Regions from separate parts of the Homo sapiens genome. Here region 1 is linked to region 2. The links are chromatin contacts, found by Hi-C or POLR2A ChIA-PET in ENCODE. All regions are on one chromosome and are shown on one strand. Each heading gives the region's core, a stretch centred on a gene start or an enhancer-like site at or near the end of the contact. The rest is flanking DNA. Distances are from core to core; before and after follow the strand shown. Region 1 overlaps SMARCC1 (SWI/SNF related BAF chromatin remodeling complex subunit C1). Region 2 overlaps MAP4 (microtubule associated protein 4).

Region 1 (5,345 bases), core at 1,693-4,192, 250 kb after region 2:
CTGTTGGCAAGGCTAGAAGTGCAGTGGTGGAATCTCAGGTCACTGCATCCCGCGCATCAGATTCAAGCAATTCTCATGCCCCAGCCTCCTGAGTAGCTGGGACTGTAGGCGTGCACCACCATGCCTGGCTAATTTTTCTATTTTTAGTAGAAATAGGGTTTTGTCATGTTGGTCAGGCTGCTCTCAAACTCCTGGCCTCAAGCACTCCACCCATCTCAGCCTCCCAAAGTGCTGGGATTACAGGCGTGAGCCACCGCACCCGGCCACAACCAAGTATTTATTAGGGAAGTGATTTCTTATATTTGATTTTTATAGTAACAGGTGTACATTGTTAGCAAATTAGAAGGTAGGCTTGCCATGAAATGTGTGTGTATAATGAACTCATACATTATATTTGAAGTGGATAGATAGTATTTTTGTTTGTTTGTTTTGTTTTTTTGAGACTTAGTTGCGCTTTTTCGCCCAGGCTGGAGTGAAGTGGCACCATCTCAGCTCACTGCAACCTTCCAGTGATTCTCCTGCCTCAGCCTCCTGAGTAACTGGGATTACAGGCACCTGCCACCACATGCCCAGCTAATTTTTGCATTTTTAGTAGAGATGGGGTTTCACCATGTTGGCCAGGCTGGTCTCGAACTCCTGACCTCAGGCGATCTACCTGCCTTGACCTTCCAAGGTGCTAGGATTACAGGTGTGAGCCACCGTGCCTGGCCAGATAGCAGTTTTAAGAGATAAAGTTATCTAGGCCTGCAAGAGTATTCCATTTTGCTATCCTCAGGACAGGGATAAAAGAAATAGAGATCTTTGCCTAGGTCAGTGTTGTAGATAGATTGAGAATCCCTGCAGATATTCCTGCCATTTTGCTCCCTTCAGTCTTTTCCCCTTTTCTAGCTGTCTCTCTTGGTACTATTTCTTTTTTTTCTCTTGAACTCTGGAGTTTCCATCAGTTACTGGGACTAGTGATGTCCTGAGCTGTGGGGTTGTCAGGGACATAGTTCACAGGGTAGGGTTGGGGGAGTGGAGTATATTGTCCTGAAATTGTTTGGTATTTTCAGTTGAGTTAGTGGTGCACAGTTTATAACCTTAGCATCTTTCCAGGAGAATACACATGTAATTTATATATTTTACTTTAAAAGTTAAGCTAACCCAATACTTTATGGTTGGGAAGTGCAAATAAATATTTAGATCAACAATAAGGACAAGTGTGTAATTAAATAAATTATTTATATAGTAAATAGTAGGAGATACAAACTTACATGTGTATTTACTGAAACTTTTTATATATGGATGGTGTTTAATAGATATTGATTTGGATCACCTGAGGTCAGGAGTTCGAGTCCAGACTGGCCATCATGGCGAAACCCTGTCTCTACTAAAAATACAAAAAAAATTAGCCAGACTTGGTGGCAGGCACTTGTAATCCCAGGTACTCAGGAGGCTGAGACAGGAGAATTGCTTGAACCCGGGAGACGGAGGTTGCAGTGAGCTGAGATTGCGCCACTGCACTCCTGCCTGGGCTGTCTCCAAAAAAAAAGATATTGACTAAAGTAGCATGAGACTTGTTTCTTTTTGTTATCAGAGGTAGCTCTCTGTTTTCCAGTTCTGTGTCTAGCTCTGATGTTGGACCTCTCACGATGGTATTCCCTATCTAGGAGCAACGGCATGTCTCTGTACTTGTAGAGATGGTTTGTACCCTACTGTTAACTCTGGGTTCCCAGTTGGAACTCTTTTCTGTCCTTGGTTCTTGTTTAGCTTTTATCACAAGTCCTAACCTGGACACTTGAGGATAGAATACCAAAGTGATATGATTTTTCCTAGGTCACATATTGTGGAACTTGCTTTGTGTCTGTAGTTTCTGCACAATGAAATTTTTTTTTTTTTTTTTTGAGACATAGTCTCGCTCTGTCACCCAGGCCGGAGTGCAGTGGTGTAATCTCGGCTCACTGCAACCTCTACCTCCCAGGTTCAAGCAGTTCTCCTGCCTCACCCTCCTGAGTAGCTGGGATTACAGGTGCCTGCCACCACACATGGCTAATTTTTGTATTTTTAGTAGAGACCAGGTTTCTCCATGTTGGCCAGGCTGGTCTTGAACTCCTGACTCAGGTGACCCGCCAGACTCGGCCTCCCAAAATGCTGGGATTACAGGCATGAGTCACCATGCCCGGCCACAGTGAAATATTTTTATCTGAAATCACTTGCAGTAGTTTAGAAAGATACGTGTAATACAGGCCGGGTGCAGTGGCTTGTCTCAAAAAAAAAGGAAGATATATGTAATACAGTTTCCTTAAAATTAAAAGTGGGACTAAAAAAGACGTAAAGGATAGGGTTAGCATTGTCAGGAATAAGAATTTTTCCAAGTCTTTTATGCAGATTGTGCCAGAATTATTTCCTTTCAGGTATAGTTATGTGTCCAGTTTCAGTGTGCACCTTCTCTCATCTCTTGTGCCTCGCACACTTGAAGTGAGTGCATATTTTAGTAACTCCCCACTCTGTTTGGATATCTGAATACTGACCTGTCATTCTTGCCCCATGCCTAACATGCCTCTCAGAACTTTGTCTGTGTTCTTTAATTGAACCTCACAGTCTAGGTTGCATTTCTGGCTTTAGGTCCAAAGTTTGCTGGTTTTGTTATTACGGCAAGCACTATTTTCTTCTTATTTCATTGTGGTTCTGCTTTCTTACTGACTTCTCAGTAGTCTTTGTTTTAGTCTCTAGTGACACGAAGCTCTAATGTCATGCATATGAGGTTGAATGGGAATACCTGGTAATTACTAGCATATTTGTGAAGAGACTGTACAGATTAATATTACAGAATTGGCCAGCTGTGGTGGCTCATGCCTGTAATCCCAGCACTTTGGGAGGCTGAGGTCAGCGGATTGCTTGAGCCCAGGAGTTTGAACCCAGCCCAGGCAATGTGGGAAAACTCAGCCTCTACAAAAAATAGGAAAATTAGCTGGGTGTGGTGGTGCATGCCTATAGTCCCAGCTACTCCGGATGCTGAGGTGGGAGGATCACTTGAGTTCAGGATGTAGAGGCTGCAGTGAACCAAGATTGCACCACTGCACTCCAGCCTGGGTGACAGAGACCCTGTGTCAAAAACAGAAAGAGAGATTACAGAATTGAAATGTTAAGTTTGATCTTTCTGGATGTTTCTAAATAGGTAAAATCAATGAGTGTCTTATTTATGGTTTTTCTCCTGAAGGATAAAACTTTGTATAGAGTTGAAGTATAGTTATATGTAACTGAAGGATAACAAGTTTGACCTATTCATGGAAATCCAAACGGATCTCCCAAAGGAGAGATTAAATACCAAGTTCAATTAAGTAATAGAGAGTTGACTGTTAGTGCCCACATGCCCAGAGATTAGGACGTTGTTTATTTTTTCCTACAGTTCTAAAGAGATTGTTACATGTTTTTTTTTTTTTCTTTTTTGAGACGGAGTCTTGCTCTGTCACCCAGCAGGCTGGAACCCTATCTTGAGAATGTTTATATTAAGTTTTGCTTTCTAATAATACAGATAGATGTTCAAGCTTCAACCCGAAAGAGGAATGCAAATTAGAACTATAATCATTAGGCTGGTGTGGTGGCTCATGCCTGTAAAAGGGCATCAGAAGCAAACTTCTAAAAGGAAAAACAAAAATGCACTGAGCCAAAGGCAAGACAACAATAGAACCAAACAGTTTTGTGGGGAAGTGACAAAAGCTGGCCTCAAATAAGGAGCTTTGTATGATGACAGCAAGCTATAATACCCTGGAGGCCATCCCCACAGGATGGTCTAGTATGCCATACCCCAAAAGGGTGGCAAACATCATAGTGGTGCCAGGTGTGGTAACTCACACCTATAATCTGAGCACTTTGGGAGGCTGAGGCAGAAGAATCACTTAAGTCCAGGAGTTCAAGACTAACCTGGGCAACATAGCAAGACCCCATCTCTATTTTTTAAAATAATAGTAAAATAAATAGATATCCTGGAGGCAATTAGAGCTCTGAAAACAGGTATACAAGTATGAAGAATGAGGGGTGAAGAATTGAAGAATAAGGAAAGGAAAATATATTTGTTATTCATTAAATGGAAGTGTATCGTAAAGATACTCATCCTTGTCTTCACGTTGAGTAGTTGGAGGAGTAAGGGAAAAGAGAAAGGCTGTTCTTGCTTTCTTGGATGGTAGAGGTAGAAGAAAATCCACATATGAATAGACCTCATTTCCAGCCTATGTTGTTTAAGGGTCAAGTTTAGATATTTTGCCATGTATTTATTTCTCAAATAGGATTTTAGAAAGTGTAATAACACTACCATTATTACAGATATGAAAATTAGCAATAATTTTTAATATTAAATCGTTGAGTGTTCAAATTTCCCTTATCTCATAAATGATTTTTATATCTTATTTGAATTAATATTCAAACAAGGTGCAGTGCAGACATTGCCTTTGGTTGATATGACTAACTCTCTTCGAAAAAGTTAAAGTTTTCTATCTCTTCCGTCTCTTTTCCTCACAAGTACCTCCCGCTCTACTGAAACAGTTGTCTCGTAGGATTGTCCATGTTTTATTAGATTTTGCTTATATGCCTCCAGTTTATCATTTAACATGGTCTTCTAAATTTCTTGTAAACTGGTGGTAGAAGCTTAGTCTGATTTGGTTCCTTATCTTTTTTTGGCAACAATAATAATCATAGATAATGTTTTATTCTTCTATCTGGAGGTATACAATATCTGGTTGTTTATGTGTGTAGTGGGCAGACATTGATGTTCACTGCCTAGAGTCATTTCATTACAACTTTACAAAGTCACAATATTCTAATTTTGAAAATTAGATTGTAGGTTTTTGTTTTTTTTTTTTTTTTTTTGAGTCAGAGTCTCCCTCTGTCGCCCAGGCTGGAGTGCAGTTTATAGTTTGCTCTGTAAAGCTGCACATTCTTCTAGCCAGTAGGGCTGTAAAGGAAAAGTTTTAAAAACCTGGCCATTGTCCTCAAGGTATCTAATGAGATGTCTCACTAACAAGATAGTTCTTTGATGGGGCTGTATCAGCATTGTGCACAGGATGTATTAAGAACATGAAAGGCCGGCGCACTGGCTCATGCCTATAATCCCAGCACTTTGGGAGGCTGAGGTGGGTGGATCACGAGGTCAGGAGTTCAAGACCTGCCTGGCCCACATGGTGAAACTCCATTTCTACTAAAAATACAAAAATTAGCCGGGTGTGGGCCAGGCATAGTGGCTCACACCTGTAATCACAGTGCTTTGGGAGGCCGAGGTGGGTGGATCTCGAGGTCAGGAGTTTGAGATCAGCCCTGCCAATATGATGAAACCCCGTCTCTACTAAAGATACAAAAGATTAGCAGGGTGT
Region 2 (5,035 bases), core at 1,953-4,452:
AGTGACTATTTACAGGTGTAACCATAGCACACTACAGCCTTGAACTCCTGGGCTCAAGTGATCCTCCTGTCTCAGCCTTCCAAGTAGCTGGGACTATAGGTGCGGACCACTGCATCTGGCTGATGTCTTAAAACAAGTTATTCATGTGTAAACTACTGATTTGTTTGGGGCATTGTCCCCATAAACTTTACACAAAGCATCAGTGATTTCACCATTCTTTCATCCAAGCTTCACCATAAATTTACCATTTGCTTTTGCTTCAATTTTAGCAGAATTCATGTTGCTTTATTAGGGGCTCTTTTCAAACTGATGTTTTATCCTTTTTAGTGCTTCAAACTAGATCCTGTTCAGACGTGTTATAACAAGTTAGTATGAGCTTTTTTTTTTTTTTTTTAAGATGGAGTGTCTCTCTGTCACCCAGGCTGGAGTGCGGTGGCACAGTCTCGGCTCACTGCAACCTCTACCTCCTGTGTTCAAGAGATTCTCCTGCCTCAGCCTCCTGAGTAGCTGGGCTTATAGGCACATGCTACCATGCCCAGCTAATTTTTGTATTTTTAGTAGAGATGGGGTTTCGCCATATTGGTCAGGCTGGAGTATGAGTTATTTTGATACAAAAAAACTCCCTTGAAATCCATGAATAATTTTTTCATAGAATGCATTTTCCACGAACTTGTTGAAGATACCATGTTTAAAGTTTATAATTATAGCTGGGCGTGGTAGTGTGCGCCTGTAGTCCGAGCTACACAGGAAGCTGAGGTAGGAGGCAATCACTTGAGCCCCAGAGGTCGAGGCTGCAGTGAGCCATAAAAGCACCACTGTGCTGCAGCCTGGGTGACAGAGAGAGACCCCGTCTCTAAAAATAATAATAATAATAAAGTTTATAATTATGATAGGTTGTAAATTACTACATTTTTTCCATACCAGCTTCCTAAAAGTTGTAGAAGTCTTAACTTAAAGGAAGGGGTGATGGCTGTTTGGAGACATCAAATAAGAAAAACGAAGGAAGCCGCCTTATTTAGTCTTGTAGAAATCTGGTGCAATTAGTGAGTTCTTTATGAATGGAGACTTCTCTGCTGTGGGTCTGATTTTTATACATTATCGGACTGATGGTTTTTGCCATAATGACAGGTTTCATATTTGTGTTTTTCCTGGAGAACATTCTAAACAAGATGTTCTTCTGAATACATCTTTAGAAGTGATGGAAGGGCCCTAGACTTCATTAATGTTTTATTATACATCTAACTTTAAGTTTGATTTTGTTCTTAGATGAGGTTCAGTAAACTACTGCTGATTGCTGACACTTTTTTTTTTTTTGAAGACAGGGTCTTACTGGGCGCGGTGGTTCACGCCTATAATCCCAGCACTTTGGGAGGCTGAGGCGGGTGGATCACCTGAGGTCAGGAGTTCGAGACCAGCCTGGCTAACATGGTGAAACCCTGTCTCTACTAAAAACACAAAAAAATTAGCTGGGCGTGGTGGTGGGCACCTGTAATCCCAGCTACTCAGGAGGCTGAGGCAAGAGTAATCACTTGAACCCGGGAGGCAGAGGTTGCCGTGAGCCGAGATCGTGCCATTGTTGCACTCCAGCCTGGGCAACAAGAGCGAAATTCCGTCTCAAAAAAAAAAAAGAAAAGACAGATTCTTTCCATGTCACCTAGGCTGGAGTGCAGTGGCACAATCATAGCTTACTGCAACATCTAACGTAACTCCTGGGCTCAAACGTTCCTCCTGCCTCAGGCTCCTGAATAGCTTGGACTACAGGTGCGCGTGCCTTGCTTATCCTTTTATTTTTATAGCGACAGTCAGACTGTGTTCCTCTGGCTGGTCTGGAACTCATGGCCTCAAGCGATCCTCCTGCCTTAGCCTCCCAAAGCACTGGGATTACAGGTGTGAGCCACCACACCCAGCCTAGTGCTCTCGATATGTTCTTACAACAGGCTTAGTTAGGCCAACCAGTGGAAGTTTATCAACCATTTTCTTGCCTCTAGATATAGAAGGGACGGTTGAGTAGGTTACACATAATAGAACTCTTTGAACAATGGTGTTTTATTTCCTTTAATTCTTACATGTCCACCCTAATTGTCTTCAACTTATAAAATGAGAAGTAAGAAAGCAGGGTTGCTTTTATGGCATTTATGACAAAGTAGGAAAATTGCTTTTTTCTCTAAGTATGATTTCTGCCTTCATGCCTGGCAACACAAGAACCCCCCGACCTTTATTCCTTTTCTTTGGATCTACTATACTCATTTCCTTTTGCACTTCAACTTATTCTTGCTTCTACAAGTATTTTATCTTAGCATTGCCTGTGTAAACCATCTAAATACCAATACCTAGAAATAAAATTGGTGTCAAACTCTTCTTCTAAAATGCCTATCACCTTGGGAAACAATTCTCAAATACTTTTTCAGGATATGTGTACTACTTGTTTTGCACCACGGCTGTAATAAGAAAAAAATAAAAAGAAAATTATGTACTTCCTGACTTTTTTCCTTAAAAAATGGTGTTTTCCTTAATTGTTCATTATCAGCATTATATGGCCCTATTTTCTAGGTGAGGGAGACAAAAGATAGAACCCTTTCTCTTAGATGTGAATGACGAAGCAAACATCTGTGACTCTTGTTCTTTCAGATGATCATCTAGCACAGTATTGACCCTCAGACACAAATAGCACATTTATGGAACAAGTCACTTAATTTTTCTGTTCTCTGTGTGATTAAATAGTTCTTCTTCTGAAGTCGAGAAAATGCTTTCTCCTCAACATTCCATAAGGCCTTTGAAGCTAAAAGCTTATTCCCATAGAATAAGAAGTTAACACAGGGCAATGGCCTGGCTAAGTTTTTTGCATTTTTAGTAAAGACAAGGTCTCACTGTGTTGCCTGGACTGGACTGGTTTTGAACTGCTGGGCTCAAGTGATCCTCCTGCCTTGACTTCCCATAGTGCTGGGATTACAGGTGGGAGACACCGTACCCTGCCACACACCAGCAGTCTGTTTTAACAAGCCATAATAGGTGACTCGGATACACATGCATGATTGAGAAACACTAATCCATGGAAAAGGGCCTAAGTGACAACTATTAATAGATACTGCAGAATTTCTCCTTAATACACTGGTATTTCTTTTGCAGAAAATTGCAACCAGCTTAATTGGCCAGTAGAGGGCAGTGTTGGCATGGGTCTGACAGCACCAGAGGGTTCCCTTGCATTGAGACCTGGCTGTTTTGCCCAAGGCTGACTCACAGCACACATGCCTTCTCAGGTTCTTGCTACTTCTCTGCCAAGCTGATTTGCCTGCTGTGGGAATCTGACATCTCCTGGGGAGAGGGAATCAACAAAATAAAGTAAATTTGAATATCTTTATATCTCAGAGAATGTGATTAGTTTCTAAAAAAAAAAAGTGTGCTATTTTCGATGCTGTGTGTATTTCACTGAGAAAGTTTTCATTTCATGAAATGGGGGTTCTCTGGGGAAGTCAGTCAGTGAGAAAACACATTATAGCATCTTTTGAATTAGGACTTTTCCAGTAATGTGCAGTATGATTAGGGTCCAGTATGTCTTATCTGGCAGGGAAATATACAAGCCTTTTTTCTACTTGTCAACCTTATTGTTTTTAGTGTTGTTACGTTGTTTTTATTCTCTCCTGGGCTTATATTTTTAGATTGTGAGGTGTTGTATGTATAGTAGAATCCAGCTTCTCTTCTTCCTTTCTAACCTCTTCTTGCTTTCATTTTATTTTATTCTAGTAAAGTTTCTTGATCAGCCTACAGTTATTCTATAGGTGGTTGATAGATAAATTTACAGTTGGTCAACATATAGTTAATAACAGTGAGAATAACAATAGCTAATAACAGTGAGAATAACAATTACTATTTAGCACTGTACAGTTGACATCCTGTATTACTGCATTTAGTCCCACTTCCCAGGTGAAGCTTAAGTATTAGAAATGAGAAGGTTGCATTTGATCATTTAGTTAATAATGACAGCACAACCTGAACCCAGATCTTCTAATCTCACTTTTATTTTTATTAAACAATTAAAACAATATTTTTTAAATAGAGATGTGGTCTTGCTATATTGCCCAGGTTGGTCTCAAACTCCTGGCCTCAAGCAGCCCTTCCGCCTAGGCCTCCCAAAGTGCTGGGATTACAGACATGAGCTACTGGATCTTCTCATTTTAAACCCCTGTTCTGGCTGGGCATGGTGGCTCATGCCTGTAATCCCCAGCACTTTGAGAGGCTGAAGCAGGCAGATCACGAAGTCAGGAGTTCGAGACCAGCCTGATCAACATGGTGAAATCTCATCTCTACTAAAAATACAAAAAATTAGCCAGGCGTGGTGGTGCTCACCAGTAATCCCAGCTACTCAGGGGGCTGGGGCAAGAGAGTCTTGAACCCAGAAGGTGGAGGTTGCAGTGAGCCAAGATCGTGCCACTGCATTCAAGCCTGGGCGACAGCGAGACTCCGTCTCAAAAAATAAATAAATAAAATAAACCCCTGTTCTTTCTGTGAAACTATACCTTTTTCATGAACACATACTTTCTACTTGATCTAGTATCTCACTGATAGTTTTTAAAAACTAAAAATCCATTTTTTAAATTCAAATAGAATTATTAGATGTATGTTCAGGAAATGTAAAAGAATCTTGCTTCATTTCAATACAGAGCACAAACTGAGGGACTCTGCCACTAATTCACATGAGTTTGTAAAATATTTCACTTTCCTAGACAACTGTTTCACATCTACTCTCTGAAACTTCTGGCACTTGCTCTCCTGTTCATATTCATAAGTCATATTCATAAATTAATTGGCTTAATCAGAACAGAACTTCCACATGGTCCCACCACATATTTCCTCCTCACCTATGTTCATCTATGCCCTTATTGTCTGCTCTTTTTCTGTTATGGGTGAACTGTTCATGCTGTCACTCAGGCCACTGCTGTCACAGTTACCTCTTCTGTCTCCTGCATCATCAGTTCTTTTCTTTCAATTGGGTCATTCACCAGCATCAAACATACTATAATTTTTTTATCATTAAAAA

The links. A loop is a pair of places that touch in the nucleus more often than their neighbours do. ChIA-PET counts read pairs that join two places held with the same protein, here RNA polymerase II (POLR2A). Pooled maps may share reads with other maps.
Region 1: a pooled map shows a loop between it and region 2 (2.9-fold over the local background). The contact joins two enhancer-like sites. A Hi-C loop is called at or near these places in 1 of 37 single-sample maps with no recorded cell type and 2 of 50 pooled maps. POLR2A ChIA-PET finds 5 or more read pairs at or near these places in 2 of 52 experiments (GM12878 and activated T-cell).

Annotation. Positions count from the first base shown.
Region 1 is chr3:47,740,351-47,745,695 of GRCh38, reverse strand. All of the region lies in intron 3 of SMARCC1 (SWI/SNF related BAF chromatin remodeling complex subunit C1), which reads left to right. Among named protein-coding and RNA genes, the nearest start is that of SMARCC1, 39 kb to the left of the region's middle. RefSeq lists an enhancer at 2,436-2,575. Within about 2 kb of position 2,942, at least 2 of the 41 ENCODE cell types and tissues checked have a DNase peak (open chromatin) inside an H3K27ac peak, as active enhancers do.
Region 2 is chr3:47,988,263-47,993,297 of GRCh38, reverse strand. The region is part of intron 2 of MAP4 (microtubule associated protein 4); the gene reads left to right. Among named protein-coding and RNA genes, the nearest start is that of MAP4, 26 kb to the left of the region's middle. Within about 2 kb of position 3,202, at least 4 of the 41 ENCODE cell types and tissues checked have a DNase peak (open chromatin) inside an H3K27ac peak, as active enhancers do.